2 separate regions of the Homo sapiens genome follow, and region 1 is linked to region 2. A link is a loop called in an ENCODE intact Hi-C map of the cell type or tissue named here. Cell type or tissue: adrenal gland. All regions are shown on one strand.

Region 1 (2,500 bases), 61 kb after region 2:
CCAGGGTGATGCCAGGGCCACGCACAGCTGAGCTCTCGGCAGCATGAGATGCACCCTCGTCCCCTGGTCTTGATGCTAACTCTTGTCCTCTGGGTGCCCACCTGCAGCCTCAGGCAGACTTGGAAGCTCTTTCCCTGGCTGTGCTCTGGCTCGTGTCCTTTAGGGCACTTAGCACAGTGAACTGGAGGCCTAGACGCCAGACCAATGCCCCCAAGGCTGTCATCTAGCACAGGGTTGGCACCAAGCTTGGCACCAAGGAAGGGTTTAATAAATAATGAATACATGAAGTGTTGTATAGTTTACGATGCGTGTTCTTATTCGATGCGTGTGGGGCAGGATAAGCACTGCAACAGTCTGTCATTTTACAGATGAGGAAACTGAACTTCGGAGAGGTCAAGACACCAGCCTAAGGTCCTGCAGCTGGCAAGTAGCTGAGCTGGCCTGAGTCCTGGAGGAGGAAACCCCACCTGTGTGCTGGCAGAATACGAGGGAACTTGGGTTCCGGTTGGAACTCGGGTTCCAGTTGGGCCCTTATTGTCAGGGGTGGGGGAAGTGGTGCTGTGTGTGGTCTGTGGCTGGGAGGGGTGTGGTTTGACTCTCAAGTCATATCAGCGGTATGACCTTGAGCTAGTGACTTCACCTCTCCGGGCCTTGGTTGCCTCATCTATAAAGTGGGGCCATGATGCCTGGTCCCTGGGGACTGCCAGCTCCCTGAGGACAGGCTCTGTGTCTGTCTCTTGATTGTGCTTTCCTACTGCCTGGCACATTCTAGGTGTCCAGGGTGATCATGAGATCCTGCACACAGAATGGCTGGGTCCAAGCCCAGGATGTTGAGTGCTCTCAGGGACTGTTGGTTGTTACTGTGTTATTTGGGAACTGAGGCACAGAGAGCCTGATGGCTCTCCTGAGGTCACCCAGCCAAATCCACAGCAGAAGTGGTGGCTTCACTGGTGAGTTGGGGTTGGTAGCACTGCCAGGGATGAAGTGGGACTGTGTCCAGGCCCAGGGGAGGGCCAGCTGGGCTGGGCTGCAGTCCCAGGGGGCAGCAGCCATGCTGGGCAGGGAGGCCGAGTGGGGATCTCTGAGTGCTAGGGATCTAGGGTTGCCCTCCACATGCCTGGAGGTGCAGAGGCTGCCCCCATCCCTGCCCGGCTGCCCCCATCCCCGCCCGGCTGACTCCCTTGCTTTATGTCCAGGCCGCCTGGAGGCTCTTGGTCGCCCTCTGCTGGGCTCTGAGTGCCTCTGCGGGGCCACCTCCAGAGGCTGTAAGAGGAAACAATGTCCCCTCCTCAGCCCAGTCTGGGTGTGAAAAATCAAAGATACCAAAGAAACCCAGGTAGGAAGAGAAAGTTCCCTCAAGCAAATCGAGGTCACAGATCATTTCTACAACGGCTTTCCTAGCTCTCTGTGCTGTGCCCGGGGCCCTGGCTTCTCTTTTTTTTTTTTTTTGAAACAGACTCTGGCTTTGTTGCCCAGGCTGGAGTGCAGTGGTGTGATCTCAGCTCACTGCAACCTCCGCCTCCCAGGTTCAAGCAATCCTCCCACCTCAGCCTCCCAAGTAGCTGAGATTACAAGCGGGCGCCACCACACCCAGCTAACTTTTGTATTTTTAGTAGAGACGGGGTTTCACCATGCTGGCCACGCTAGTCTTGAACACCTGACCTCGAGTGATCTGCCTGCCTGGGCCTCCCAAAGTGCTGGGATTACAGGCATGAGCCACCACGCCTGGCTGGGCCCTGGCTTCCTAGCTCCCACTGAGACCCTACGGCGGGACTCAGGCACCCACCACCACCCCCCGGAGGCTGCAGGTACCACTGCAGAAGCCTCACGACTGTTTCCTAAAAACCATGTCCAGGGTTTTCGGTTTGGTTTTGTTTTTGGCACATCTCAAGCCTTCGCCCACGTGCCTGACCCTCTTGCCTTGTCGTCCCGATGGGCTCCACACCGTCTGAGCCTCTAGGCTTCCCTAGAGTGTGTGCCCCCCACTCGCATTCCCATGCTTCCCCCGCCTGGCAGTTGGCACACAGCGCTGGGAGTCTTTCTTTTCTGAGACTTCCTCTCCTCCCCTGGACTGTGAGCTCAGGAGGTGTCTGAGTTTCCTAGCTCTGTTATAACAAAGTACCACAATCTGGGTGGCTGAAACACCAGAAATTTATTGTCTCACCATTCTGGAGGGTGCAAGTCCAAAGCAAGGTGTCTGCAAAGTTGCTTCTTCTGAGAGCCGTGAGGCAGACTGTTCCAGACCTGGCGCCTAGCTTCTGGTGGTTTGATGGCAACTTTTGGCATTCCTTGGCCCATAGGATCATCACTCCAGTGTCTACCTTCATCTTCATATGGGGTTCTCCCTGTGTGCATGTCTGTCTCCAAATTGCCAATTTTTTTTTTTTTTTTTAGACAGAGTCTTTCTCTGTTGCCCAGGTTGGAGTGCAGTGGCATGATTTTGGCTCACTGCAACCTCCTCCTCCCAGGTTCGAGTGATTCCCCTGCCTCAGCCTCTTGA
Region 2 (2,500 bases):
GTTAGGACAAAAAGACCTTCTCCCTAGCCCTTCTACCCCACCTGACCTCTGCAAGAGGGGGCATTGATACATCATCGGGAAAAAACTTTGCTCCAGGCATCACTGATTCCCTCTCCCACCCAAGGAGAACGTTTGGTACAATCGACATCCTAGCCCCACCCAGAGGTGGCCCTCCCAGGCTGGTATTTATCTGCAAGGTTGTAGTCAAGAGGTTTTTCTCCCCGCTTTTTGTTTTTAAGCTTCTAGACACTCCTTGAAATGTGTGTGTGATGGAGGGAAGGGGACAGATTTGAGGACTGAAGCTGGGGCTTGGGGATTGCCACTAAGTACAGCTGACGGTTTCTCCCCGGACACTCGCCTACTAAGTACCCTTGGGGTGGTGCTGGGTCATTACTTCTGAGCCCCAGCCCCAATCCAGAGAAGCGCTGTTGCCCGCCCTCCACCCACTAGGTGAACAGCAGGATGCCCTGTTGGGGGCTTCAGGTCTCTGTGGGTGGGAATGCAAGTGAACTTGGGAGGGGGCACGGGCCTGTAGATCAGGGATAGCGCTGTTGATCCCCTCTCTGTGGCTCCAACCCGTTGGGTCCCTTGCTGCAAACCCATGAAGCTGGCCCTCAGCTCCCTGACCCCCTGTCCTAGGTCATGAAGGACACTCTGCAGGGTGAAGCACCAGGGAGAGGCCTCGGCTGTCTCCTGTCCCCGGCGGGGTGCCTGCTGTCCGTCCCGCTTTCATGTTACTGTTGCAGCTTGTGCTGAGCCTGCCCAGTTGGAGGAGACTGGGCACCCCTGCCTCCTGCCTCCCGCCTCCCGCCACCCTGTCTCAGTACCTCCCCTCCCCGCCCCCTGAAACATGTGCCCCTGCCAAGGCCGGAGACCCACAGCCCTGAAACGAGAAGTGCCCTTAAGGATCACCCCAGCCCCCACAGCCCTGGAATAAATTTCGCAATTAGTTTCCAGCTACCTTTGCCTGTGTACGTTCTGGGGCCAAAGCAGAACGGCCCGGGTGGATTCCGGGTGGTCTAGGTTGGGGCAGCGCTCTGACTTGGATGGAGGTGGCACGCAGACCCTCTTTGCTTCAAAACTCTGAGGAGGCAGGTGGGTGGCGGGGCCGGGTGGGGGGACACCAGGCACTGTTGGGGTTTGGGACCCACCTCATCCCTGGGACCCTGAGGCACTGGGAGGCCAGGGGGATGCTGTAGCCTCTCTGCCTGTTGCATGCTGGCCATGCCAGCTCAGCCCCCATCTTGGGGCAGAAGGAGCAGCCATTTAAGGGGCACCTACTGTGTGCCACCCTCATCTCACTGTCCCCGCAGCAGCCCTGTGAGGCAGGGGTTATACTCTAGGAGGGGAAGGCACTTGCCAAGGGCCCATGAGCCACAGACCTGGGAGACCAGACCCCTCAGAGCCCTGCCCTTTCCTGTCTGCCCCACCACGTCCCTCACAGGTTCCTCCCCAGCCCCACGTGGTGGCGGCAGTGAGCACCGCCGCCATCTGAGGCTTCCTCCACTCCAGGCCCCCTGCTTAGTGCTTCCCGCCTCATCTGGGCACACTGACTGCTCTTTGAAGCCACTTCTGTAGGTTACAGATGAGGAAACTGAGGCACAGAGGGCCCAAGCAGCTTGCCAAAGGTCACACAGCTAAAAGCGGCACAGCCATGGTACAAAGCTCCATCGTCCTGATCCATTTTGACTAACTTGACTAGTTCTTCTCCAGGGTCACCCCCGGCCTCCAGATGCTTCATGCAAATTAGAAAAACGTGTTCCCTCTCAGGTGATGCAGCCCTAGGCACACAGTTTGGCAGTGGCTTTTATGCAAAGAAAAAGGTGTCCCTCTTCTTCTTGGCACCTGCAGATGCCTTAGTTCCTGCCCTGGGCAATGTCCAGTCTTGTAGGCGGAGACTATCTTAAACCAGACTGTAGTCTGATGTGATACTGCATATATGCCTGAGACAGACAAGGTGAGGAAGTGATTGACCCTGCTCCTGGGAGAGATGGGTCTGGGGAACAGGAATACTTTTTAGCAGAGGTGTCATCCAAATTGGGTTTTGAAGGATGCCCAGGAGTTCACCAGCTAGATAGGAGCTGGGGACAGTTCAGGCAGAGGGAACAGTGTGAGCAGAAGGATGGAGGGGTATCAGCCACCGTGTCTGGGGATCTAGGAGAAGTTACTCTGGCTGGAGAGTAAAGAGAGGGTGTGTATAGGGGACAAGAGGGATATGGAATGGAGGGAGGTGGGGGATGGGAAAGGACCCCTTGGTCCCACCTTTGTCCCCTTCCCCACAGCCCATATGATGGGTTTTTGAGGAGACAGGAGCCTGTTGAAGGTGAAGATGCTGAGATGTAGGTGGTCGGGGGGCCACCAAGTGCCCTGCCTGCCTCCTTGCTGCCCCTTCAGCGTCCCGCCCCTCCTGTCCCCGCTGAGGATAGAGTGCCGCACTTGGCCCAGCGTTCCCAGCACAGGGCAGGGGCTCTGCTGGCCCCACGGAGCCATGCTGTCTTCT

What was found. Hi-C counts contacts between places; a loop is a spot of excess contacts. Peaks named below come from ENCODE experiments on the same cell type or tissue, not always from the same donor. Only the 100,000 strongest peaks of a DNase experiment are listed, where the experiment ranks them.
Region 1: it touches region 2 in a loop (2.3-fold over the local background); 16 of 110 quality-filtered maps call a loop at or near these places.

Annotation. Positions count from the first base shown.
Region 1 is chr9:124,418,456-124,420,955 of GRCh38, reverse strand. No RefSeq gene overlaps it. Among named protein-coding and RNA genes, the nearest start is that of PSMB7, 4.3 kb to the right of the region's middle. In adrenal gland, CTCF peaks have their summits at 1,003 and 1,208 (motif pointing left); DNase peaks (open chromatin) are centred at 65 and 1,045.
Region 2 is chr9:124,479,692-124,482,191 of GRCh38, reverse strand. It overlaps NR5A1 (nuclear receptor subfamily 5 group A member 1), which reads left to right. Exons shown (of 7, transcript NM_004959.5): 7 at 1-956. Among named protein-coding and RNA genes, the nearest start is that of NR5A1, 26 kb to the left of the region's middle. RefSeq lists an enhancer at 1-252. In adrenal gland, a CTCF peak has its summit at 1,442; no DNase peak of the experiment used is centred here; H3K27ac peaks cover 1,427 bases.